Linked DNA regions of Mus musculus: regions 2, 3, 4, 5, 6 and 7 are each linked to region 1. Evidence: chromatin loops called from intact Hi-C (ENCODE). Cell type or tissue: left cerebral cortex. All regions are shown on one strand.

Region 1 (4,000 bases):
ACCCTCAATCAGAGTTTGCTGAATGAATGAGCATCACCCATGGTCACTGGGATGAGGTCCAGTCAGTTTTGAATCATGAGCTGTTTCTTGCTTTCTTGGAATCCTGTCAAAGACAGACTTTAATCCAATTAGGGAATCAATATCCAGCAAATATCAGAGCCGTTTCAGCCATACATATTTTTTGTTCAAGGTTATTATTTGGTGGCATTTTAATGTCTCTATGTGACATTAAAATAACAGCAGTGAAATGAACCAACCTAAAATTAATGAACAGATTGGTGTAACAGAACACCAAATACACAAGAGGCTCAGAAAAAATAATGTTATTTGAAAAGTTGATGCATTTTTTTAATCTTTTTAAACAATAAACTGATGTAGAAAAGACAAAGAAACCTTTAGAAGGGACAAGTGATTTTCACATACCTGGAAAACTCTTCTGAAAAAAGTTATTTTAAAAAATAATGAAGTTTAAATTTACCTTAAGTGCTGTTGCAACATGAAAACAATCTGAAAAATTGATGTCTAAATTTGGCTAAGTCCAATTTGGTTATCTTAGGCCCTTCATCTCTCACCGTAGGAAGCAGAAAATGAAATCATGCATGCTAAATCAATCTCCCTAATTGCCTTGGTCACCACTGCCTGCCATTTGGACAGGAGTCTTGCTAAATAGCATCCAAAAGCCAAATAAGATATGACATTGAGCATAATCCAGCTTTGTGACTTCACCCAGGTCAGTGTGACTTGAAGGACAAGAGTTTATTTGGTCAACTCTGAAGGTGCAGAAAGTGCCAGAGAATATGGAAATGTTCGCAGACTTCACAAATGTCAAAGTCAGAGGTGATGCTGGAAACCCTTAGTTCATAACTTTCTTCCCAAGACGAGAAAATTCCAGCTTGAGCGCCTAAGTGATGCGCCTGAACCTAAAGATTTCACACGTGGACTGCAATTCTGGTCATCCTCAGAATGAATGAATGTATATAAATATAATATACATATATATGATAGGTAGGTAGACTGGTAGACACAGATGATGGATGGATGGACAGATGGACAGATGGATGAATGGATGCATGATTGGTTGGATCACTAGTATATGTAAATATCTATACACAATATGTTATAATAACATCTGTGCCTATCTCCCCATTTTCTGTCACTCCCCCCCGACACACACACACACACACACACACAGAATGCCCATTATTTGAAATTCTTTGGCCATGTAATTTAAATACATGGTTGTGATGCACATCAGTAAAATTTGATTCAACTAAATCATACAAGGATGAAATTACCCCCATATTTTGAGTTCACTTTGTGAACTTCCCTGTGCCCTGCTTTCTGTCTCCATCTAGGCTTTAATCATGGGTGCATCTCTTTGTGGAGTTCTGCTGGAAAAGGATTGTGGGAAGTTTCTTGCCAAGCCTCCGCAGGCCACGTACAGAGCAACACTGCCATCTGCTGTTAAGTAGTTTCAAAACAACCGAGGAAACCGCCAAATACTGCGGGGGTGCCTTTGTTCTTCAAATCGGAAGACAAACTGCAATTAATTAGCACTTATTAAAATTCATTTTAGCCCGTTCATTAACTTTTAAGGGAATTACAAGGTACAAGGCGTTATTGAATGTCTATATGAGGTGTCCTCTCCTGGAGAAAGAACAGCGTTATTACCAAAAAAGATTCTAGGTCTGGGCTCCCCGAGCTAAGTTAGTGGGTTGTTTATACACAACTCTGGATGTACCCTTTAGGTACTAGAAACCGTACGCTCAAACCTTGCCTGTAACCTGGATGTACTGATAGTCTGCAAAGTGTGTGGCCTCGGCCTCTCCCAAAAATGACATTCTGACCAAGCCTCGTGACTTCAGGAATCTGAGATGGTGTTTAGCAATAAACGTCTTCTCGGAGGACAGCCCTTGAGCATTGGTGAGCTACATCCCCGCAGGATTTCACCTTCCGCACTTAGAAATACATGTGGAAACTTCCTCGAGGGTTTCATCTGCATGATGCCTCAAGATATTTTTAAAGCACAACTGCAGTCGGGCTTTCCCCCTACCTACCTACATACATACATAAGGAATTCTATTTTTGTGCATCCACAGAGAGAATTTTATTTCCCCTTCTACCGGGAAGTAAGATATTCAAAGATCTGGACATAAAAGAGTAAGCCGTTAGAGGTGGACAGTTAAGAAATAGGAAAAGTGGGTTTCCGTCGCTTTCGATTTTTGAGTTTGAATTTTGCAGTTTCAGAAGTTATACAACAGCGCCACCTAGGGCCCTTTGTGGACTAGCAGGTTGGCTTTTACCAATGTTTGCCCCTTAGATGAGCCAGTTTTTCTCATACAGAGAAGCAGCATGGTACAATATGTGATTTTACTTTAGCGTTCTCTGGTTTGGTTCATTTTTTTTTAAGATGCAAGAGTTTAACAACAGTATGTTGGCATTTTTCTTTATATAGAGAAACTAGGAAAGGAAAAAGATAACAAAGGAGCCAAGGGGACTAAAACAGGAAATGGGGGAGGGAAAGCCAGCCAGAACAGAGCCGAAAGACGAAGTGTCAAATATCACCATGATACATGCTTTGCATTATGAAGTTGTCACAATGAAGCTTGTTTTTTACAATTACAGCATGCTAATAAAAAATGTGTCTTAGCATTGTGCCAGAGTAACAATGACCACCACAATACTCTTTTAGTGGCCGAAAGCTGCTAACTCGCTTTCTGAATGGCTTGGAAAAATTGCTGTGTGTCCGGGGATGAGTCCAAATCGCCTCCCTGAGCCTGGTGTGAAATGAGTGGATTGATCCATGACGCTTTACCATCCAATAAAATTTAGTAACAAGTTCCTCTATTTCTATTTCAACCTAGAGAATTAAAATGAGGCAAAATTTTAAAACCTCGCGTCCTTTCGAATTCTCTACAATGGCTACCAAACTGGAGTGAAGCAGAAGTTAGAAGCAGAGGTTTCCTCGCACAGCACTGACAGAGACAATACTTACACTTCCTACCAAAGTGAATCTACATGGTCAGAGCAAAATCATCTAAGGACAGATGTAGTCAGGGTGGACCAAGGAAACAGTAGAGGAGAAAGGGGAGTTAGGGAGAGAAAATGAAGATGAGTTCCAATTATAGACTTCCTCCTCCTCCTCCTCCTCCTCCTCCTCCTCCTCCTCCTGCTCCTCCTGCTCCTGCATGGCTACGAGCTCATGAGACACTTGTGTTTTAATTCCAGTCTTCAAAGCAACTCATCTGCAAAATGAGGAGTCAAGCGGCTGCATCCATAGTTGGTACCGCAAACAAGGGAGGACCTAAAGTGCAGCATAAATTTCCAGGAGTGACAGCTCAGGGAAGAATCTGCTGCAGACAAGTCTGTGTGGGCTGTGGAGCACAGCCCACACAGCAGGCTGCCTGCTTGCCTTAAGGACATTCAGATGATTTTTCTACCCATACCCACTGAAGGTGTTTCCTGAAAAATCGGTTAGAGGCTGGATATTACAATCTGGCCTGGCACAGTGGACCTTGGCTGCGCTCTAGAGAGAGATGTGCTTGGGAACTGGTAGCCAATGCAGAGGTCTTGCTCGTGGTTCCCACATGTCCCGGAGCCACAGCAAGGCACCTGCGCTACCCGGGGATGTGCTATTAAACCTCTGCTGGTCCTGAAACCTCACACAGCTCTTGGCTGCAGCCAGCATCAGCCTTTGCCAAGGATCTGGCCAGCAAGCAGAGTTGCTGCAGTCAGCTTTCTCAAATGTGCCCTCTAGTAAGAGCGGGAGGTGGGGGAAACTGGGGTTTTTTCCCTGGCACTCGGCACCCTTAGGGGAACTTCCCTCGGCTTCTACATCAGTTTACATTCCCTCTTGAAAATGTAAGCATCGCAGAGGCCTTTTCAAAGGTTGGGATGAAGCTAGCGTTGCTTCAGTTTCTCCATACTTTAAAGCCTGTGCCCATAAAGCTAGAGAGAGAATGTGGAGGAGGTGGTCATGAAAGCGGTTGGTCCTAGCATC
Region 2 (4,000 bases), 320 kb before region 1:
GTTCTGTAATACTTTAAAATCATAGAGTAGAGTGAAGGAATGTTGGACAATATGATGTGCCTACTAATGTTGATATGTTAGAACTTTAAACAGATTTTAATTTTAATTTCATGTAGAAAAAAACTCAAAATAATCACCATAATACCTGAACATTATGAAATAAATTCAACAAATGAGATTGCAATTATGAATGTGTAGTGTACTACTACATTGATCTAGCAGGGGTTACTGTAACCCTGTTCTAATCTAAGTGGACATTGTGTGTTTCAGAATCCTCTTAAAAGTAACACCTAAGGACAATCTGAATTTGAAAAAATATGGTGTAATGTCACACAATTTCTTATTAAATTTCTCCTTTTTATCTAAGTTTGTGTCAGGAAAATAAGAAAATCAGGAAATAAGAAATGCTTACTCCAGCAGGACTAGAGTGTTATGAATTGGATTTGGTATGAAAATCAATGCACTAAGGACCAAACTACAGTATAGAAATTATTGCATAGAGAGCTGTGGGAGTCCCAGGGACTATACAGACAAAGAGATAAAGTTCTTTCAGGATCCATCATTTGGGAAGAAGATAACAGGATACATGGAAAAAGAAGTTGGACCCCACATTGGCCTTTATTCTCTTACAGATAGCGATGACTCTATCATACCACCTCAAGTTACTAAGAATACCAAAGTTATAGCCCATACATAGTGCTATGCTTTCATGTCAGCTCTTTACTATATTTTACTCTCTTAGCAAAATTGCATTACAGAGAGTAAATATGCCAGGTCATGAGTATAGTCATATCTGTGATTAATAGATTAGACAATAGATATGTGTATGAATGTTATGATGTAACCAGAAAGAGGAGAGATGTCTTTAAAGGGCAAAAACAACAAAAAGGGGAGCTATTAGCCCTATTTAGGGCTCTCTCACAATGACCAGTGAAAGAATCTTTATGAAAGTCTTTCATACTTAAAACCTTAATTGTTACAAGGAGGTTAACAGTGTAAATATAACACTTCAAACTTGATAATAACCTTGCAGAAACCTGTTCTGATTCACATGATCAGCTGGTAAAGAGACGAAGGTCAAATTACTGCTAAACATTCTTTGCTGAGGAACAACTCTGTAATTCTGTAATGGAAGCTAAATTTCTTCTTCCAGGACCTTTCACTGACAACATCAAAATAAGCTCAAAAGACAACATGCCCAGAACAGCAGAGAATTTGAAGTCACAGAAGTGATACATAGTAACATTCTGTGACTCCTGAAACAAAAATGCTGGGGAGAAATCCCATAGTTCTCTGGAATCTACTAAAGTGAAGCACACTTTGGAGTTGACACTGGAAGTTATGCTTCAAGGATAACAGTACATGGTGTTCCATTGTTAAATTGATATGCCAGGGTATTCATTTAAATAAGCATGTGAAATTATGAATTTTGTGTGCATATGGCTTTATGTGTAATGCATGTGTATGCATGCATGCATGTTTATATGCATATATGCAGAGGCCATAGGTCAATATAAGGTAACTTCCTCAGGCATTCATTCTCCTTCTTTTCTGACACAAAGTTGTCACTAAATCTGGGACACACCAAGCGAAGAGGCCAGCTTACCAGTGAGCTCATTCATCTTCCTGTCCCTTCTCCACAGCCCACGGGCTTGGACTTGACTCACAGACACGTGTAGCCACATTTAGTTAGCTTTTTATACATGAGTTCTGGGGGATTTAAAGCAGTCCTTTGACATATTTGGCTTTCTCCCCTGTCCAAGAGTAAAATTTTAAGTGGAATTAGTGATAAACAATAGTCAGAAATATATTTGAACAGGAAAGGTTTCCCACTGCTTGTCAGAATCATTGTAAAAGAACTGCAAGTTTTAGTCCACTGACCTCACACACACTCTCAAAAGGATTTGCTATATTATATTCTGAGCTATTAGCATTATAGTAAAATTAATACCTTAATAACAATAATACCTCCAAGTCATATGAAAGGGTAGAATAGCACCCCTTGGAAGTTCCCCTGAGATCTAACTCTGGTTTTGCCCTTAATATTCTTACATCTCTATTCTTCAAAGAAATTTGTGGTTTTTTTTTTTTAAACTAATTCCTCCACCCACCACATCATGATATATAATAAATATTTCCTTTCCTTGCAATAAAGAAAAATCACTTAGTTTCCTAAATTCTATAAAACAGTCTTTTTTCTTTAGAGTTTTTAAAAGGCAAAACCTGGCAGCTGGTATCCAGCCAAGGAGAAAATAGAAAATGTTCAACTTGTTCCTGCTGCACTCTGAAGATGGTATCACTTATAGCTGCAATTGCTTCATATGCATCTTGGAGGCTGAACTATAAAGCTCTAAGTTTTCTGATTTACCTCACACTCCAGATTTCAATGCAACTTATTGTTGAGGATTTTCCAGAGGATAAAACACTACTAACATCTATGCCTTATCTTCTCGTCACATTTATTAATTCAGCTAGCTTAATGTAAAAGTAAAATGGGCTTGTATATGGGTCAGGTTAATACTTTGAAGGTCTCTCTTGTTATGTAAGCCCAGAAAATGATAAATAATAAAAAGTAAATAAAGTATTTTTAAATATGTCACTCTGCTAGAAAGGAAAAGGAACATCTCTGTACAAGATGTCCACTTTAGAGAAAAGAGTGAAAGAAAGGAGGAAGAGTGGATCTAAGAAGACAGGAAGGTGGGAAAAGAGAAGAGAGTGAGGGACTGAGATACTGAAAGAGGAACAGGGAAGGCCCAGCAAGGAAGCCCTCAGACTGTGTCACACAGAAAGTCTCCTTTTCTAAGAGTCTTAAGGAAGATATTGTTTGTAATTCAAACACAGTCCATAATAAGAAAGTACCTGGTGAACACCTGTCCCAGGAAGCGGGTACTAAAACCCAACAAATCAGTTTTCCAGCAAAAGAGATATTTGAGGTAATGGCAAGGTGTGAAATATGTATATGTGGCCAATGATTCCTAAGTATGAAAACATTCTACCTATAATGGCTTTGCCTTTTGTCAATTGTTGCTAATCAAAAACATATTTACAGTTTTCATTTTTGTTCATTTCTTATGTATCAGTAAATCTTTTGGATGAAGTAACCCAAAAGATATGTTGATTGAAGACATCAATGCCACATTTTTATTTTTAAGAAGTTGTTGCACTTTCTTTAGACGTTTTCTATTTTGATACCCACCATAGGTAAGGCAGAGATATTACTCACTTACAAAGTCAGAAAACAAAATGAGTTGTAGAAATTTTTTCATCTGCTTCTGAAGCTAGTAACGCTTGTCACAAAGATTATCCTGTTCCCCAAAGACAATAATTTGACATAGGCAACTGCCAAAGGTGCTGTCACATGTCACTTTAGGAAGTATAATTTTTCATTTAGCTCAATGAACTCTTCTTTAAATTTTATTTCACACGTTATTGATTCCATTTTTTTCTATTCACATATACCACATGTGCTAGTTAGTTTATGTCAATGTGACATAAGTTGGAGTCATTTTGTAAAAATGTTCACCCACTAGACTATCCTTTGTAAGCCTGTGGTGCATTTTCTTGATAGATAACTGATGTGGGAAGGCCCTGGTTGTTCTGAATGGTACACCCTTGGGCTGGTGCTGTAAGATGCTATATGAAAGCCTGTAAGAAAGCAGGCTGAGCAAGTCATGAGGAGGTTCAAGCTAGTTATAAGCTAGTTATAAGCATCCCTTCCTGGCTTTTACATCAGCTCTTGCCTCTAGGTACCCAATCCAGCTTTCTTCTCATGTGGAGGTGTTAGCTGAATAAACCATTTCCTTTCCAAGTTGCTTTTGGCCATGGTATTTTCTCACAACAATAGAAATCCTCACCAAGATAGAAACAGATACCAGGTCATGAGAGATCACAGTGATGGACCTGATCACGTGTTTTTGAGAGAATCATTGGAACATTTGAATTTTGAACTTGAAAACAGATGGAGTGCTCATAGCTCAGTGGCCTGTTTTTTGGGAACTCA
Region 3 (4,000 bases), 440 kb before region 1:
TCCCCAGTGCTGGGGTGTATATAAGTCCTCCCTGGGTTCCTGGGGTTCCATAGCATCGAGGCATTCCTGGAATAAAGCTGTTGAGAAGAATCTGACCGACCGTGATGCATTTTCCTTGCCGGGTCGAGGTGGGCACAACAAAGCCTCATCAATATAGCTGCATAATGAAGGTCTAAACAACAATGCCACCAAGACACAATTGGGGGGAAGCACTCAAATCCTAGACACAAATCTATGGTCAAGTATAGAATGATGGAAGAGGAAGAAAATAATATTACGCTGAGAAGAGCCCCATAAATGGTTATCCAAATATAAGTGGTCAACCCTTAAATCATATGTGAACAGTTACCATTTTAGAGAATGAAAAGTATTAATGTATTTAGGAATATATATATATTATCATACACAAAGACACATGCAAGTGCACACGCGCACACACACATACACACACACGATAACAACTACAGAAAAAGAGTCCTTGAATTTGAAAGAGAACACTGACAACATTAACAGGAGTGTTTGAAGGAGGGAAGGGAAGGAGTAATAATGTAATTATAATTTCAAAAACTTATAGCAACCCTATATTTTGCTACAATTTACTACTAGAAGATGCTATTTAATAAAAAATAGAAATAAAGCTTTTATTATTTTAGCCTAAATAAAAGAAATTCTGAAATATAGAGCAAATATATATATACATATATATGTGTGTGTGTGTGTATATATATATATATATATATATATATATATATATATATATATTCACTGAACTACTTTACAAACTTGCTATTCCTTTGACTTTATGCAGATTACTTTTGCAGAGACCAAATCACTCACTATGATTTGCATTCCAGATTATCAGTCTCTAGTTCTGAACCATATGTACACACAATCTGAATGAAGATTACATACATCATTTCCTATGCTAATCACCATTGGAGCAAAAAGCAGACACTAAAAAAAGCCAGCCAAAGTCTTAGTAATTTTTTTCTCATAAAAAATGCAAACAACCATGTAAGTCACTTTACTTTCTGCTTTGTAAATAGCCACTCAAGTATACTTCTTTCTTCTGAAGAGGAAGGGAAGAGGAGAGGGTGTCATTTATCACAACAACCTGCATCCAAAATAGCAATTATCTTAAAGATATTTGTGGGAAGAAAATGACAAATGTTTTATACCTTACATGGAAGAGCTGAGGCTGCAGCTGGCCTTCAAAGTTCATTTTATTACTTTATGATTCAGCTGTGTCTGCCAAAAGGCATCATTCAAAAAAAAAAAAAAAAAAAAAAAAAAAAAAACAATGAAGTTGGTAATTAGGTGTCATCCTATAAAGTCCCAACTAAAAATCTTAACTTTTGGTAAATTTTGACCTTAACATCAGGATCTGCTTCACCGAAATACTTCATTAGTGTTAAATTTTATGTCTGACGATTGCAATAGATCATTATATGCCATTGATGATTTGTTTGCAATTAAGTACAAACCTGTATTGTGATATCATTTCACTAAAGGCAAATTCCCAGCTGAGGAACAGTGACTCAGGCTCACACTGGAATTTACAGATAGCTCAGATTATTGTCAATGTTGATTGTGACTCACAGGAATCACATGAAAAAAGAAATGATAAATATAAATATCTGTTTTGAAATATCTTTAAAAACTAGTTCTAGGCTGCGGATGTAACTCAGTGGCAGAACAGTTTCCTAGTATGGACAAAGCTCTGGATTCCATCCCCAAAACTGCCTTAGAGAAAAATGCAAAGAGAATGATTCCACACGTACAAATAAGTGCACATCAAAATCATGGTATTCTTCCACTTGGCTCCAAAGACAAATTTTCTGCTTTTTTTTTTTTCCTGCTTTTAAGTGCATCCCAGACAGACCAATAAGCCTTGGAGTATCAAAATAGCAATCTACTTTTAAGTGTTTTAAGCTAGGAAGGTACTCAGGATCTTTAAGCTAGGAATATTCTTGACTAAAAGCATCCACCCTTATCTCCTGGCTCACCATTTGTCTTTTCTCCCCAACTCTGCTGCCTAGATAGGTTACTTCTTCCTTATAATAGCTGCCACCTCCTAGAGTGCTATCTGCATCTATTCTTGCACAGAGACAGGCTATTTTCCACAGTACATTGTTTCCACTTATCTCTCAAAACCTAAAAATGGCATTCCATATCTGTGACGATCTGGATTCTGGCTACTTCTGTGAATCATCTTTTTCCACTCTCACTTGCTCAATCTAAATTAGCCACAGTCTCTCTCTATAAACATATACATGAAGCCTCTTTCCCTCTCCCTCTCCCTCTCCTTCTCCCTCTTCCTCTTCTCTTTTCCTCCCTCCACTGTTCCCTCCCTCCTTCCTCCCTTCTCCAACACACAGAGTGCTCAAAATTAAGTCCCTGAATACATTTAAAAACCAGTGAAAAGCCTTCAGTGATTACTACACCCGGAGAGTGTCTGCCTGTGACTATTCTCTGTTCAGTTCCCTTCAATGTTTACTTTTTTCAATATGACTTTATTTTCTCATTAAATGTATCATTATCATCCATCCTACCAAATTTACATGAATCCAAGAACAAATATTTGCTTTTTCTAGTGCAGAATCTCCAACACACTGGACCAGGGAACCAGTAAGTAGTTGTTCAATGAAATAAATTATCCTTTTTAATTGAATTTGAGCATTGGTAGTCAAGGATGAAATGTTGGAAGTAGGTGTGTGTGTGTGTGTGTGTGTGTGTGTGTGTGTGTGTGTGTGCGTGTGTTTATGCTTATGTGTGTGAATTTCTTGTTAAAGTAATAAAATTTCACGGTGGAGAAAATAGTACTGCAAAGAGGAAATAAATAGAAATTATGATTACCATTAATTTGATCATTCAAAATAAATATTGTTAACATAGTGAATATGTTGCTGAGCTCTTTCTTTACCTAAGAAAATTCTATCCTTAATATTAAATGTATTTTCACTTGAGGAAAATATATTTTAAGTCAATACTAATCATGGTCTAGATGATCAAAATATAAATAATGTTGATCTACTTTTTAAGCATTTTGGAAAACTAGGTCAGTTGGGTTTGCTATAACTCAACCTTTTCTTTGCTTAATTTTTAATATAAAATTAATAAAATTGTCATTTTTTCTGGTTGGTTTTGTGTCAGTTTTATACAATCTAAAGTCATCCAAAAGGAAGAAGCCATAGTTGAGAAAATGTTTCTGTAGGATTGGGCTGTAGGCAGGCTTTTAGAGTATTTTCTTAATTGGTGATAATGGAAGAGTGCCAGCCCATTGTGATTTGTGTGGCCTAATGGCTGGTAGCCTTTGGTTCACAAAGAAAGCAGGCTCAAGTTGGGATCTCTAAGTTCCCTCTCCCTACTGTTGGACATTTCATCAAAGGGCTCTCCCTATGAGTCCTGAGAGTCTCTCACCTCCCAGGTATCTGGTGCATTCTGGGAGTTCCCCCCAACCTCCCATTTCCTGAGGTGGCCTGTTTACATTCTTTCTGGTGGCCCTCAGGGCTTCAGTCCTTTTCCCTCACCCAATACCAGATTAGGTTTCCCTCTACCCCCCACTGCCCCCCAACCCTGTCCACATTCCTTCCTAAGTCCATCCTGTCCTCCCTTCCTACTTGTGATTGCTTTCTTCTCTCTCCCAAGTGGGACTGAGGCATCCTCACTTGGGCACTTCAGCTTGTTGAGTCTTTTGAATTCTGTGGACTATATCTTGTGTATTCTGCATGGGATTTTTTTTCTTTTTTCTTTGGCTAATATCCACTTATTAGTGAGTACATACCATGCATGACCTTTTGGGTCTGTTACCTAATTCAGAATGGTATTTTCTAGTTCCATGAATTTGCCTGCAAAAGTCAGGATGTCCTTGTTCTTAACAGCTGAGTAGTATTCCATTGTGTAAATGAACCACATTTTCTGTATCCATTCTTCTGTCGTGGGAAATCTAGGTTGTTTCCAGCTTCTGGCTATCATAAATAAGGCCACTACGAACATAGTG
Region 4 (4,000 bases), 380 kb before region 1:
ATGGGAAATGTGATTACATAGCAAATCATCTTCTCCAAACATATTTTCTATTAGAAAAAAATGTACTCGCTTATTACATAATTTAATTGCTTACCTGATTAACTTAATTGCTCTATTTCCTTGCAAAAGACTTATATCCTGAAGCATGGGACTAAAGGCATATATCACTAAAATGATTTGAGTTTTATTCCCCAGGACCTAAATGGTATAAAAAGAGAACTGACTTTCTAAAGTTTTTCTCTGACCTTGACACAAAGTTCATAGCACAGTACCCTACTACCTAACTCAAAATGAGCATAGAAAAATATGTCTAACCTTTAAACTTGCAATGACTTGACTCTCCTATTTTTCTCTATTGTTCAAGCGAATTTGGTATTTAAAGATATTTATCGTCGCTTAAAATAACTAACAGTAGCCAGAAAAAATGGCTTAGCAGTTAAGAGTGCTTGATGTTCTTGCTGAGAATCTGAGTTTGGTTCCCAACACCCACACCTGACAGTTTATGACCTATTATAATTTCGGTTCCATGGGGTCAGATAGCTTCTTACTATCAGTAATGGTAACTAATAAATCTATAAATTAAAAGACAATAGATCTCTCCTAAGGCTCATATCAATATGTCTAATCTAACGAAGGCAATTTCAATATTTTCAATGGTAATGGCATTCTCTCGAACCTGCCTCTGTTCATTGTTTCTATTTCTGGTCTTCCTTTTTACAGACATTACATTCAGGATTGAACTGCTTTCAAAAAAGAGGTGCTTTGTGTCTGAACAGTGGGCTCCTTTTTTTTCTTTTTTTTCTTTTTTTAATGCCATAGCTGACAGGGCACAAGAGTACTTAAAAGGGAGTTTACCTAGAAAATGCATTTGTCACAAGTTTGGCAAGAGTCCACACTTCAAATGCCAGCAGCTCTCCACGAGCCCTGGGTTGTCAGCTAATTTCAGCTAAAAATGATTCCTACCGTGGATTTCTTCATTAATTATGCTTAAGAACCAGTTAATTGTCAGCATGGTGTTAAAAATAACTTTTCCAAAGCTTCCCCAATTGTGTTACTGTCCTTTGTACCTTGCCACAGAAAATGCAGGAGACTCCAGTGACTGGCTCCTCAGGACAGAGAGTGTCTCCTATTGTCTGTGGCAGTTGATCCAGTGTGTGAAATGACATTGCTATGCAGACATCCAACCTTTCTAAGAACCATCTTGTTTATCTTCGTTTACTCTTGGAGATGAAGGAAAACATTGGAAGAGCTTTCTTCGCAGCATGGTCACCACAATAATTACCATTGTCAAACGATGAGAATTAAATCCTTTATCCCTGAGGTCCCCACACCAAGGAAAAATGGAAATAAGTCAATGAACAAATGAACAAACAAAAGCAAAAACGTTCACATCATCAGCAGTTTTAATACAGCTCAAATTAGTATATCGATAGCTCAGAACAACACTTCAGTGTTTCAGGTCGTTAACCATAGTGTCTTACAGAATGAAGCATGTTTACTGTCATTTCGGAAAGTTCTTTCTTCCTTTATGAATTTTGGCAACGAAGAATTTCAAAGAGACCAGTGTGGGTTTGTTAGCATGCACCAGCTAAAGCTGTCAGGCCTCATTACCTCCAAGACAAAAATTACAGACTAATGTATTAAATGTTCAAATAGAAACAGGCACCGTCTCCATTCTGCGGTAATGGGATGACACCAGCAGCCAGCAAGCTGAACTACAGCCTCCTTCCCCACCCCCTCCGCAGCACAGAGCGCAGAAGTGGTGAGATGATAAACATCCCAGTCAAAATGGAATTGCTGGATTTACTGCCAGAAGAACCCAGCCTCGCCACTGTTCCTGTGAATGCGGCGCATTCATTTTAACAAACCCCATTCCAAGGGGTCTGTCAGGAAGCAAACACACTTATCAGGCTGAATATTAGCATTTCAGCTCCCAGCATCAATTTATCTCCTTTTAAAAAAGGGGGACTAGAAGTCAATTTCAGGGGTTTGTTCTGATTCTATAAAACAAATTGTTTTTAAGGATTGGGTAATGATGCATCCTGGCTGAAAGGGTTTTTTTGTTTTGTTTTGTTTTGTTTTGTTTTGTTTTGTTTTGTTTTAATATGTTTTAATTTCCCCACTGCTTTACTTAAATTTTACTTCTGTTTCACTCTTGGGTTTGTATCTGCAGATATCATAGATAAGTCCTTGAACATATTTTTGTCTCCTCTGAGCAGAATAGAGTCACATTTTAAAATCAACCTCCCTGACAACCAGGGTGAATGTTCCCTCCTGGTTATTCATTTTTCATCCAAAGCCACAAAGAGCCCCAAATTTCATCTCCTCCTGTCTGAATTCAAGCAAAGCAGTAAATTCCAGCATCATTGTCTGAGCATTCATTTATTCATTCATTCATTCATTCATTCATTCATTCATTTTTCAACCTTTGGACTCCTGAGAGATCTAGACCAGAAAGTAGAAAGTGGCAGCCCTCAGTTGTATAACAGATGGACACACTGGTCCACCCTCCGTCAAAGGGAAAATGAGCGTCTCCTAGAACTGTAGAAATCATACCTTAGTCCTCACCAGACATAGCTGGGTATATGCCTTGCCTGTTTCCAATCTAGATATTTCTATGATTTCAAAAAACCCAATATTATATGGGAAAACATTGATCAGAGTGAGAGCTACAGAGTGAGATTGACAGCTGTGATTCCTGGTTCTATTCTTTTCCAGTCAGGGATGAAATCTCAGTTCCCTTAATGAGAAATGGAAAGAGAAACATCCACTTTCAACATACAGCTATTGGAAGATTGAGAGGGAAAATCAGTGCAAATGCACAGCAAACAGAGCATGTCACAATCAGATAGTTCAGTGGGTGCTAATGATACTTGTTAATTTCGGAAGCCATTGTGATTAATCTATTCAATATTTTCACTTATCAAAATGTTATGTTTTCTATTCACAGAAAAAAATATTAGATTATTGCATTTATAGCAATTTTGCATAAGATGACTTTCCCTTAACACAGCTTTTACATTAAGTGTCTGTTCAACTATCACCAACTTCCAAGTCATGAAGTTTTGGGTGGGTTTGGGTTCAGGTATCATGGGCACCCTTCATGTCCATTTCCTTCCTCCATTTCTACCCTTCAATTATGGTTAATTGTAAATCACTCAAAGTAAAAATGAGAAACTTTGTTATCTATTCTTCACTTGTTTTCATTAAGTATTTTATTTCTTTGACTACAACAAACTACAAATGGATAGTATAATTTAACCAAAAGGCATAAAATAAAATAAAATAAAATAAAATAAAAATGTGTTCTAGTTTGTTTTTCTGTTGCTATGACAATAATACCTTGACCAAAGGCAGGAAATAAAAGGAGGAAGAAAGGATTTATTTCATCTTACAGCTCATAATTCATCACCGAGAAAAACCAGGACAAGAGTCTAAGGCAGTCAGGCAGGAGCTAAAGCACAGAACATGGATGAGCCTTGCATATTAGCTGGCTTCCCGTGGTTGTTCAGTTGTTTTTCTTTGACTACTTGGCTATCCCGCTACCCTCAGTCTGATTTCTTATATAACTTAGTCTCACCTTTCCAGAGATGCCTGCACTCACAGCGAGCTAGACCTTCCCAAATCGATGGATACAAAGGTAGTGTAATTTTAGCAGAAAAAAAAAAATGACCTGGTCTATAAGGAATATTGAATGTGAATCATGCTAGGGAAGCTTTTGAATTGTTAGGTTATATTTTGTTCTTAAATTATGAGTAATGACTAAACACCATATTTTTAATTTTTAAAATTATTTCACAAGATTTTTAAAGATTACATTTCTTGAAGTGGTAAATCTATCCACCCAGTGTGAACACCATAATGAAGAGAGGTGAGATATAAAGTTATCAATGCCATCTTATTTCAGAAAATAATTAGTAAGGGCCTAATCCTAAGGCCTCTGGGCATTTTCCTTTTACGATTGTCTGCTATAATATGTACTACAAATCTTTGTTCAACT
Region 5 (4,000 bases), 68 kb after region 1:
ATGAGCTGCTGGGTTTAGCCTTCTCTTGGAAGGACATAGCCTCAAGAGAGGCAGCACTACAGCTGTGCTAGGCACTCAAAGAACAAACAAATGGAGCCTGTCTGTCAAGAACAATCCCGCTATAGGGTATCTACTTTCTCCTTGAGATGAGGAAGCACATTGCATATCTGCAAACTTGGGGTAAAATCTCAGGTCACATGAACCTAAAAGTCCTACACAGTTTGGACCCTGGTTGCCTCTTAGACCTTATCCCACTTCCCATGACCTTGCCCATGTTGCCACTATAGACTACCTGGCCTCTGTGCTAGACAGACTCCTCCATCAGGAATACTATCTTTTTTTTTCTTTTAGGATTTTTTTATTAGATATTTTCTTTATATACATTTCAAATGCTATCCCAAAAGTTCCCTATACCCTCCCCCCAGCCCTGCTCCCCTACCTACCCACTCCCGCTTCTTGGCCCTGGCATTCCCCTGTATTAGGGTATATAAAGTTTGCAATACCAAGGGGCCTCTCTTCCCAGTGATGGCCGACTAGGCCATCTTCTGCTACATATGCAGCTAGAGGTACAAGCTCTGGGGGTACTGGTTAGTTCATATTGTTGTTCCACCTATAGGGTTGCAGACCCCTTTAGCTCCTTGGGTGCTTTCTCTAGCGCCTCCATTGGGGGCCCTGTGTTCCATCCAATAGATGACTGTGAGCATCCTCTTTTGTATTTTCCAGGCACTGGCATAGCCTCATATGAGACAGCTATAACAGGGTCCCTTCAGCAAAATCTTTCTGGTATATGCAATAGTGTCTGAGTTTGGTGGCTGATTATGGGATGGATCCCTGGGCGGAGTAGTCTCTGGATAGTCCATACTTTTGTCTTAGCTCCAAACTTTGTCTCTAACTTCTTTCATGGATATTTTGTTCCCTATTCTAAGGAGGAATGAAGTATCCACCCATTGGTCTTCCCTCTTCTTGATTTTCTTGTGTTTTGCAAATTCTTAATGTCCATCGTGTTTTCCCAAGTAGACTTGTTCTTCTGCCATCTCCACAGTTTGACCCAAACATTACTCTCTCACTGACACCTCTTCTAAGCCCCCTTTTTACCACCTTCCACTCTCAGACCCTCTCACTGCTTCATTTTTTTTCCCCAAAAGCATTTGTCATCCTCTAAGGATGGATGCTATATAACCAAAAACTTAGCTGTTTCATTTCTTTTTTTTTGTGCTCTATGAAAATAGAGGGGTTTTTCTTCATCTGTGTTGCTTGGTGGTTCATCCTCCATACCGAGTACAGAACCTAGTATGCCTTAACCCCAAACAAATCAATAAATATACAAGGAGCAAAGAACTGAGAGTCCAAGATCCTCAGCATCTTCCTCAAGCTCAAAATAAGTGAGATGCTATGGAGTACATTTCTTACCTCAGGGGAAGATCATGAAATGCAAATTTCCTATGTGATCTCTACTAGACTCAGTGTAAGTCTTTTTTTTTCTTTTTTAGATACTTTCTTTATTTACATTTCAAATATTATCCCCTTTCCTTGTTTCCCCTCTGAAAGTCCCCTATCCTCTCCCCCTCCCCCCGCTCCCCAACCCACGCACTCCTGCTTCCTGGCCCTGAAATTCCCCTATACTTAGGCACAGAACCTTCGTCTCAGTGTAATTCTTATATATCAAACAACAATAAATAGGTTTTTATCCTGGCTAGTTCCCTTTCCATTCTGCTAACTTTTAAACAGCCAGACTTAAATAATCATGTGCCACTCTGCCGCCTAAGAGTGCGTGTGATTTCTGGATTCAATAAGCAAAGTCCATGGTTCCCCACCTCCGGCCTGTGTCTGTTCACATACTGCTTGACCACTCTACCCTTCAATCCACCTAAGTGACAGCTATCCCTCAAGATGCCTCACACCCACAAAGCCCTACACAAGGCACAAGTGAATACCCAAGAAACAGTAGTCAGACTTCTCCATCATGTCCAGCATCCTTCATTCCCACTTTTATTGTACACAGTGCATTGCTCTCAGGTTTGCCCTCTACAAATATCCTTTCAAGCTTTACAACATTTTTAACCTCTAGTCTACTTATCCCACTTTAAAAGCTTTTTTGTAAGTGGGTTTACACTACGGTGAGTATCATATTCCAGGACTCAGAATGACCTATTTGGTACAAGAGTGGGAGACAGGAACATGTAGAACCTTCTCCCAGAACAGCAGCTTCTTTTCTTTAGTTATAAATTTCTCACTGCAACTCGAGATCTGTCCAAGCCTTATGTCTCAGCAGAGGGAGAAAAACATGTGGCGTTCTGAAATGCAACAAAATATAAAACAGGTCCTTGGTAGTAAAGCCTTTGTCGTTTTATCTGCCTTGCAAAATGTGTGTTTAGGGCTCCTGAGATTTGAGTTTCTCCTCACAAGAGAAAAATGGACACTGAGAGACAGTCTGTGAGCCCCACCTTGTGGTGAGATCTCCTACTGCCTTGCTGGTTTGGACTTTATCAACCTTCTTTAATCGGGTTTTAATATGTTGACACTATATATAGAACAATAAACAGGAAAAGAAAACACACACACAAACAGAATTGAAAACCACTATAGATCAGCAAAAGGCAAGCAAGGTAGTAAATGGCCAAACAAAGAATTATGAGACAAAATGATCTCCAAAATTACCATTGAGTTCACTTCGTGTAAGCTGTCTACTATAGGTCATGGGGTCTGCCCTTAAGTGTGGTCTGTGTACCCGCTGAGACTTCATTGGAGAGAACGAGTTTTTCCTTTGCCAGCAGTTGACACTTGAAGACAGGTTATAGGTTAGGAATAGGAGCACATGTCCCTGGCCCCCACTCAGCATTGGGACCCAGCTCAACCAGAAAACAGGCTGCCTTTCACATCCCACAGGTTCCTATAGGGCCCCTTTAGCTAATACCTCAATCAGGTTTTACTTGGTGCAGCTTTGTCTCTCCCATGATTTGGTGACTCTCTTTCATATATGTATGTATTTTAAGATTTCTTTCATATATTATTTCTATAGTAGATTTTTATGTGACCCCCAAATGTCTTCTAGAATTAGCTGCCCATTTTCAAATTCTCTCTCTTACAGCCCTTTTCAGACCCCCCTCCATGTAGCCCCCACTTCCAACAACACCATGCCACTATATAGCCCCTTACTCTGTCCATTGTGATTATATGGATTGTAGCATGCCTATAAAAGGCTTAAAAGCTAAAACCCACATATAAGAGAATGCAATGCATGCTATATTTGGTTTTTTTAGATCTGGAATACTTAAGTTAATATGATTTGTTTTAGTGTCATCCATTTACCTCTGAATTTCATGATTTGAATTTTTTTAACAGATGAATAATATTTCATGGTGTAAGTGTACCACATTTTCTTTATCCACTCATTTGCTGTTAGAAATCTAGGTTGTTTCCAATCTCTGGCTATTATGAATAAAGCAGCAATGAACATGGATGAGCAAGTGTCTCTGTAGAAGGGTGGAGTCTTTTGGGCATTCGTGCATCTTGAGGTAGATCAATTCCCAGCCTCCTGAGGAACCACCACACTGATTTCCATGTCTGCTGTATGAATATGCACTCTCACCAGACATAGATGACTATTCCTTTTACCTTCTATCCTTGCCAGCATGTGCTGTCATTTGTTTTATTGATCTTGGCCATTCTGACTGGTGTGAAATGAAATCTCAAAGTAGTTTTCATCTGCATTTCCCTGATGACTAAGGTTATTGGACATCTCCTTAAGTGTCTCTCAGCCGTTTGAATTTCAGTCCTTGAGAATTCTGTGTTCCCTTCTGGGCCTCATTTTTTAATTGAGTTATTTGTTTTCTTGATGGGCATTTTTTTCATTCTTAATATATTTTATGTATTAGTCCTCTATCGACGGTGCAATTGATAAACGTCTTTTCCCATTCTGTAGACTGCTGCTTTGTCCAGCTAATGGTATCCTTTGCTTGGTTCAGAAGCTTCTCAGATTCATCGGGTCCCAGTTACTAAT
Region 6 (4,000 bases), 990 kb before region 1:
TGTTTGAGAATGACCAAAAATTTGTTTCTGGTAATTAAAATGTTAGCCTTCTTTGATTAGTTTATTACAGAAAATTACATACCCTGGCTGTGAGATAAGATATCTGTCCAATTAAGAAAACTCTTGATAGTACAAATTAGTAAACCATCCACATTTCAGTAATAAGCTTTACAAAATTAGACTGAAATTCAGACAATAGAAATTGCAGGATATCTATAATATCCTGTGATTAGAGCTGAAATGTGTTTCTTTGGGAAATATATTGCCAGTAGATTAAATTTTTTTAATGTTTACTCATTATAATATAAACTTGTTCAAACATTAGAAAATGAGGCTGAGCCCTCTTAACAGAAGATGATAAACTTATGCAAATCAGTCGCATCTTATTATAACAGATTGAACTGTTTATTAAGAACTAAAAGCCTTAGCTATATCAGTCTTCACAGAGTGGTACCACTTTTGAGAGAAGCAAACTAGAAGTACTAAATACACAAACATGTTACAACTGAATGATCTTAGTTTATGTGTGTTTTCTATCTGTGTAAATTGCCTTCATTACGTTCAACTCTGCACAAGTAGAGAAGGCAGAGCTGATGACATTTTAATCGTATAACCAAAACATATTAAGTTTCTTTTTCTTGAATATGTGTGCTTAGCATTACCAGTAGAACACTAAGTCACATTAGAGTTGGTTATCATCATTCTTTAATTTCCAACTAAACTTTATAGTTTCCAAAGGAGAACAAACTCTGAGTGTTTCTTAATTTAACTCTTTGAACTGCAACCTGAAACATGTGTGATGTATCATGGATAGCAAAAAAAAAAAAAAAAAAAAAAAAAAAAAAAAAAGTGTTTTATTGAAAGAACCCCGGCCCCCGGCCCTTACAAGGGGATGAGGGGAGACCTATCATGACTGCCCTTCGCAGGACCCAATGGGAGCTGAGGGAGTTAGATGCACATATTTGCACCCAGCCAATGGACAGAATACTGACCCTAGTGATTGAATTGGGGAAAAGCTGGAAGAGGCTGAGGGGGAGGCCCAACTTGTGGAGGATCAGAGGTCTCAGTTGGCCTAGAATCCCAAGATCTCTAAGTCACTGAACCATCAACCAGGCAGTATGCACCAGCTGATATGAGACTCCCAACACATATAAAACAGAGGATTGCTGGTCTGGGTTCAGTTCGAGAGGATGTGCCTGGCCTGCTGCAGATTGGAAGCCCCAGGGAGTTTGGCGGTTGGCGGTTTGGTGGGGTGGGTGCTGAGGTGGGGACATCCTGATGGAGACAGGAGGCAGGGAGGAGGTATCGGATGTGGAAAGGTCAGAGGGTGGACTGGAAGGGGAGTGAAATCTGAAGGAGAGAGAGAGAGAGAGAGAGAGAGAGAGAGAGAGAGAGAGAGAGAGAGCCTGAAACAAAGAACATACCCGGGCTGGAGCTAGTGCCCACCCTTCCCCACCATATGTAGTAGATGTACAGCTTGGTTTTCATTTGGATCCTGAACAACTGGGGCAGGGCTATCCCAAAAGCTATTACCTGTACTTGACATACATTCTTCTAGCTAGGCTGTTCTGTCTGGCCTCAGTAGGAGATGATGCACCTAGCTTGATTTTCCAGGGTGGAAGGATACCAAGGGAGCCCACATCCTCTCAGAGGACAAGAGAAAAGGGGGTGATAGAAGGATTCTCAGGTGGGATTTACTGGCAGGGGCAATGAGCAGGATGTAAAGTGAATAAGTAAAACTATAATTAAAAAGAAAAGAAGGGAGGGAGGGAGGGAGGGAGGGAGGGAGGGAGGGAGGGAGGGAGAAAAAGACAGAGAGGGAAGAAAGGAAAAGAAAAAGGAAAGGAGGGGAGGGGAGGGCAAGGGAGGGGAGGGGAGAATCTAAGTGTTGTCTGTGGGGCTTCAGTATTAGACTCTCCTAAAGAACTACTCAGTCATGGACCTCACTCCAGTTCTCCTACATCAGAATTGTAATTACTAAAGTCATTTCCATTACTTTAAAATCCGAAAGAGAATGGTGGGTAAGACACAAAATAAACTGAAGATAGAAGCTTCAAACTTAATTTACCCTTTACTGAATGTGTATACCCTGAAAAGTAACTGATTTGGCACATTTTTAAAATTTTGAAACCACTGTAACTGTTAAATAAATATTGGAATTATTATGATTAACAACTAAATAATTTTGTGAGATTTTCTCTGGACCTTTTCATAACAATATATTAATTTTTCTCAATTAAGAAAAAATAAATCAATTAGAAATCACCTCTTCTCTATTAGAATTTCAGCCATCAATCTAAGGCTGGACAGATCAGAGATTCTAGAAGAAAATAAACTATGGCTAATTTTTATGTCAATATACCTTATAACAATATTATAAATATTTAAAACCATGGATAAGTGTGACTCATTAAAGTTACAGCGCATTTCAGTAGATAGCTACTATTTTAAAGAATCACAACTAGCCAAAATATTGAAAACAAGTCACAATAAGATACCTCACCCCCAGTAACACATCTGCAATGTATGTTTTTATCCAAGGTTCAGGGAAGTCATGTAAGTGCAGGCAGAAAGATTTTGGAGTCAGAGAACCAAGACATTTGCTGGCCTACAGTGACTTCTAGATATGTCAGAGAAGATGTATCTACAATACCCCAGGAATATGGTTGTCTAAATAAGACCAGCATGTCAATAATGCCAGTTGACATGCCAAGGTGGGGAGGGAAACTTTCACAAGATCCCACCCCTAATTTTACAAGGCCCCACCACTTGGTAGAAGGCAATCAATCTCTACTCTGAGGTGAATAATTGGTTTTCTCCCTGATATGCATGTATTTACAAACAATAATGAATGTACTCAATAGGTTGTGGTTGTATTGTGGTTCTATAATTATAGAAGAAGAGGTCATAACTCTGAGACAAAGTGAGAGACACATGAAAGATTTGGAGGTGGAAAGAGAGGAAGAGAATGGTGTAAATATAGTATTGATGTATAAAATTCTCAGACTAAATTAAAAACATTATTACCAAATCTGGTCTTTATTTTTATTTTGATATGATTATTTAGAAAACACCTTTTAATTACCAGAATATTCATCAATTTTAGGCAGTTCATGCTATATTTAATAGTAATTTGAAGTAAGCATTGATAAATTCATAAAGTAGGTTTTATGAGTGAATTCACAGTCAAAGGAATCCATGCAGGGGGGTGAAGATGGAGGCATTTCCACAAGCCAAGGACACCACGTGCCATACTATTAATTCTTTTCAGTTATCATTCTCCAACAGGGATCACTAACTGACTTCTAAAACAAACAGGAATTCATGAGCTCATCTAAACCATGCATTTAATTTTGGTATAGATTCCAGGTGCAGACGCATGTTCATCAAGTGCCTTACCATGGAGCTAAATCCCCAAACGCTAGTGTTACATTTTAATTTTGTTGTTGCTGTTTATAAGTGATGAAATTTTCAATTTTGGAGATTATATTGAAATTCCATCATTTCTCTCTGTCCTTACTTCCCTCCAATCGCTCCCAATATACTCCTTGTTTGTTGTCCATGTCATGGCTTCTGTTTTTTATTTACTATTACATATATATGCCCAAAATATATGTGTAAAAATAATCTTATCCTTCTTCATATGTTATTTTATGTATGTTTCCATGAATGACAATTTGGTATTAGATAAATGATCAATGTGCTTTTCCTTGGAGAGTCCCATTTCTCCTACTCTCTGTATTCCTATGCTGTCTATAGTACTTTGCTCAGGGTTGAAGTCTATGGGCTTTCCCACATCTACTTTGACATATCGACTTGTGTTGCCCTTGTCCAATTAGTTTATCTGTGTAGCTTCTGATATTGGGGGGACATGATTTCACATAGAACTCCACTGAGTATTTAAAGAGTGGTGAGTTGTTCTACGGAAGTTTGGAATATAAGAGTATCAAGAGAATTGAAGACAATGAAGGCCTGGATTGGGAAGTTCCGAAGGAAAAAC
Region 7 (4,000 bases), 770 kb before region 1:
GTACTCCTTGGTTGAATAAGAAAGCAAGTAAGACATTAAGCAGCTTTTCTTCAGGGTTCCAGCTTCATTTCCTGCCTTCAGTTCCTAGCTGGAGTTTCTACCTTGACTTCTGTCAGGGATGGGTTGTAAGCTATGAGACAAACAAGCCTCGGTTTTACAAGTTGCTTTGGTCATGGTGTTATTACTGCAGCAGAAAGCAACCTAGGGCAACTGCCTATAGTTCTTTAGCCATCTCTACACAGTGTCACAGTTGGCATGTTGAACAGCCGATTCTCCAATGTTGTATTTTTCTAGATTCACTGCTGGCATTGCTGTGATACTGTGATTCCCTTTCCAAAGTCTTCTTGATTTCCTGAAATAAATATACTGAATAAAGTAATGTGAAACTCTGGCAGTGTCGAACAATTGTATTCTATTGTAGTCACAATAGTAATGGTGTCTGAGTGTTCAAGTTAGTAGAATACACTTATCTCTGAGTGGTCAGAGGCAGCACAAACCAGTAGCTTTGTGCAGCACATTCCTGGAATATGATGGTTACTGCTGCTGCCAGTCTTTTTGGCTGAGCACAATGAGTAACAATTCTTTCCAGCTTTGCCTGCCATCACAAAATTTACAAGATATCAAATATCACTATACAATCCTCTTTCCACTTGCACTGGCAAGAGTGGATTTAATTATTGCAATTAAGGCCTAATAACAGTAGGTGTAAAGACTTAAAGGAGGGAGAGAAAGAAAGAGTGTGAGACATAAAGTAGGTAAAGCAGAAACCATTATAGCTGTTTTGTAATTGAGAAAAGCAGAGATAACATTTTCATTAGTTAAGTAACACACTTAGCACTTTTGAAAAGAAAAGGATATGTATAGAAATACTGTGAATCTTTACATGATATATGAATAATGGCTGGTCCTTGTTGTGATTGTTACATTATTTTTTAAACTACATTATTATATGTTCCTTATAAACAATAAGGTACAGTGCATACCTGTCTTAGAAATTGAAATTATCAGACAGTCACATTTTTGCATAAAAAATTATCCCAAAGATATACATTTCCATGCCAGAAATCATTCAGTAAAATGAAGAACAAGAGTTGCCATGTGCTAACAATACTTTCAGCTAAGTATGAAACTGAGAGGGACTCAGATAATCCACTGCATCTTAAATTAAAACCACTCAATGTTCTTTCCCTTGACTACATCTGAGTAGCACCAGACAACACTGGTATGCTGTAATAGGGTTCACTGATACGGAAACTATCCAGTGCATATAAATAACAGAAGCCAACTCCTAGGGGAGTTGGCTAGAGACCAGGATAATAATTGTTTATCAGAGGTAAACACCACACACACACACACACACACACACACACACACCCCACAGTAGAAACAATGTAGCCAACAATAGTAACTAGTTAATCACACAGCATAATACGTACGTTACAACAGAAATTTTAGATTCATAATAATGCATTTTCCACAATTTGATGGTATTTATAAGAACTGCATGACTTTTAAAATGAAAGCCATTTCATCATATAAGTAGAATGAAACATTGACTTTCCTTTTAAATTCAAATTTATTAAATAAAAGGTTGCCTCCCACCCACATATTCGGCAAGCCACCCACCCCCATCATAACTCAAGTTCCTTCTTTGCTGCAAAGCGTCTCTGCTTTCCCTTTCTGTTTGTAGGTCTGGTTTCTGCTTTGAGAGATTGAGGAGCTGGCTGGTTTCCATTTCCAGTGAGAAAGTTTGTTGTGATTAGATCAGGATTCTGAAGTTAAAGTATGCCATCTTGTGCCAAAAGAAAGCATCTCACATAGACTTAAAAAAAAACAACAACCAACATTGGCAAATGAGAGTTCATTTAACAGAACTATAGCAGCTCCACATAAACCTCTGAATATTGAATTGCTTAAGTATGAACATGATCATCAAATCCACGTGTGCCTTTGTTCTGTTTTGAACGACAGCATAAGAAGCTTTGCACAGGAAGCTTAAATCACACATTCGGCACACTGAGATCTATACATGGTTTCAGCATCACTACCAACGTGAAACAGATGCCGTGACCTCATGCTTTCACACAACAACAGAGATTGTTTAAGACTTAAGTAATAGTTCTTTCAAGACCTAGGGCAAACCCCAGTTCCTCTAATAAACTTGTACTGCCTGTACCAATCATGCCACTTGGACCCATTCCATTCTATTTCAAGAATTTAAATGGCAGCAATACTCAAAACATTATACCCAGAGGGAAGGCCAATGCCAGCACACACTGTGCTGCTGGTGCATAGTCAGCAACTGCAGGAATTCCGAGCCGCAAACAAAATGGTTTCCTGCATTTAGCCTGACAGCTTTCCAGAACAATCTCCTGAGACTGGCACAAGGTTTATAATAGATGCCATGCTGGCAAGCCTGTGATGCTAACAGTTAACACAGAACACTGTCATTGACTTAGTGCAGTTGCTTATTTTAACAAGGCACAGGCAGAACTGACTAATGTCCTAGAATCTGAACCATAAGGGTGAAAGTTGAAGTAATGTTCAAAATATAGCCAATAACACGTGATGGTATCATATAACTTAAGGCATGGTTAAAATGAATAAAATAGAAGCAGTAGAAAACAAGTGAAATCAAGCAGGATTCCTAGAAAGTCTAAATTAGGGGTCACTGCTTTTGATAGAGTCAAATAATTAAAAGCTGGTTGACCAGTAAGCATAAGACTAAACATACTCAGAGCACCAGGGACACAATCTGTCCTCAGAAAGATCACCCAAGACTTTGATATTTTCTCTTCTAAAATGTTATGATCCGTAAACGTTTCCAAAAGAATTTCTTTGGTTTCTGACACAGTCCTGCCTGTAGGGACAATAAAAAACAACAAACAAACAAACAAACAAACAAACCAACAATACTGGGCCAGAAACAAGCACTTTCTTGTCTTATTTTTGTCATTTTTGATACACCAGGAAATGGATTCATAGTCTCTAAACAGCCTATCCTGTCTGATTCTGTTGGCATTTGTCTGATGGCATGGAAAGATTTCTGAGGATTGTTGCTGGCATGCCATTCTCCTAAAACATAGTCTTTCCTTTAACAGTTTATTAGGAAATCTTAGTTTTCAAAATTCTTTCAGTGAGCACATATTATATGCCTATCATTGTATGTTATTTTTCCAAAAAAATTACCCAGTCAGTTCCCACAGACCCTGGGACTAAAAACATGAAAGCAGATTTCTAGCCCAAATATCTAACTTTTTTGTCAGTATATACTTGTGTGGCAGTATACATACATGTATAAATTTGTATTTGAATGTGCTTTGGTCCATTAAATGTGTTCTAATACATGTGTGGGTATGTTCATGCTTGTAGAAAATGGAAGTTGACACTAGATATCTAGCTAAATTGTTCTCCACTGAACCAATTGACCATGAATCTGTCTAACCTACCTATTCATGTTGCTCTGTAGATTGCCTGTATTTCCATTCTGCCCTAATATTACAAATATCCACCATACTTGTACAGCTTTTACATAGGTTCTGGGGATTCAAACTCTGGTTCTTACACTCTGTGTGGTAAATGCTTACCCACTGAGTAATCTCCCCAGCTGAAATTCTTTTTTTTTCCATTGTTTTCTTTCTTTTTTATTTATTAGGTATTTTCTTTATTTACATTTCCAATGCTATCCCAAAAGTCCCCGGTACCCCCTCCACTCCGCAACCCACCCACTCCCACTTCTTGGGCCTGGTGTTCCCCTGTACTGAGGCATATAAAGTTTGCAAGTCCAATGGGCCTCTCTTTCCACTGATGGGCGACAAGGCCATCTTCTGATACATATGTAGCTAGAGACACGAACTCCGGGAGATACTGGTTAGTTCATATTGTTGTTCCACCTATAGGGTTGCAGACCCCTTTAGCTCCTTGGGTACTTTCTCTAGCTCCTCCATTGGGGGCCCTGTGATCCATCCAATAGCTGACTGTGAGCATCCACTTCTGTGTT

Evidence for each region. Hi-C counts contacts between places; a loop is a spot of excess contacts. Peaks named below come from ENCODE experiments on the same cell type or tissue, not always from the same donor. Only the 100,000 strongest peaks of a DNase experiment are listed, where the experiment ranks them.
Region 2: it touches region 1 in a loop (2.3-fold over the local background); 2 of 42 quality-filtered maps call a loop at or near these places.
Region 3: it touches region 1 in a loop (4-fold over the local background); 2 of 42 quality-filtered maps call a loop at or near these places.
Region 4: it touches region 1 in a loop (4-fold over the local background); 2 of 42 quality-filtered maps call a loop at or near these places.
Region 5: it touches region 1 in a loop (5-fold over the local background); 3 of 42 quality-filtered maps call a loop at or near these places.
Region 6: a loop joins it to region 1, with 5 times the contacts of the local background. A loop is called at or near these places in 4 of 42 quality-filtered maps.
Region 7: it touches region 1 in a loop (3-fold over the local background); 2 of 42 quality-filtered maps call a loop at or near these places.

Annotation. Positions count from the first base shown.
Region 1 is chr3:70,102,366-70,106,365 of GRCm38, reverse strand. No RefSeq gene overlaps it. Among named protein-coding and RNA genes, the nearest start is that of Otol1, 97 kb to the right of the region's middle. In left cerebral cortex, CTCF peaks have their summits at 1,464 (motif pointing left) and 2,254; DNase peaks (open chromatin) are centred at 2,260, 2,748, 2,941, 3,494 and 1 more place; H3K4me3 peaks cover 1,383 bases; H3K27ac peaks cover 1,598 bases.
Region 2 is chr3:70,420,504-70,424,503 of GRCm38, reverse strand. No RefSeq gene overlaps it. Among named protein-coding and RNA genes, the nearest start is that of Gm23477, 190 kb to the right of the region's middle. In left cerebral cortex, no CTCF peak of the experiment used is centred here; DNase peaks (open chromatin) are centred at 1,643 and 2,269; H3K27ac peaks cover 953 bases.
Region 3 is chr3:70,542,239-70,546,238 of GRCm38, reverse strand. No RefSeq gene overlaps it. Among named protein-coding and RNA genes, the nearest start is that of Gm6634, 260 kb to the left of the region's middle. In left cerebral cortex, no CTCF peak of the experiment used is centred here; DNase peaks (open chromatin) are centred at 1,015 and 2,102; H3K27ac peaks cover 1,018 bases.
Region 4 is chr3:70,480,422-70,484,421 of GRCm38, reverse strand. No RefSeq gene overlaps it. Among named protein-coding and RNA genes, the nearest start is that of Gm23477, 250 kb to the right of the region's middle. In left cerebral cortex, a CTCF peak has its summit at 1,705; a DNase peak (open chromatin) is centred at 1,706.
Region 5 is chr3:70,034,233-70,038,232 of GRCm38, reverse strand. No RefSeq gene overlaps it. Among named protein-coding and RNA genes, the nearest start is that of Otol1, 29 kb to the right of the region's middle. In left cerebral cortex, a CTCF peak has its summit at 2,446 (motif pointing left); DNase peaks (open chromatin) are centred at 1,978 and 2,404.
Region 6 is chr3:71,090,154-71,094,153 of GRCm38, reverse strand. No RefSeq gene overlaps it. Among named protein-coding and RNA genes, the nearest start is that of Gm6634, 280 kb to the right of the region's middle. In left cerebral cortex, no CTCF peak of the experiment used is centred here; no DNase peak of the experiment used is centred here.
Region 7 is chr3:70,872,079-70,876,078 of GRCm38, reverse strand. No RefSeq gene overlaps it. Among named protein-coding and RNA genes, the nearest start is that of Gm6634, 67 kb to the right of the region's middle. In left cerebral cortex, a CTCF peak has its summit at 1,792 (motif pointing left); DNase peaks (open chromatin) are centred at 1,733, 2,032 and 2,327.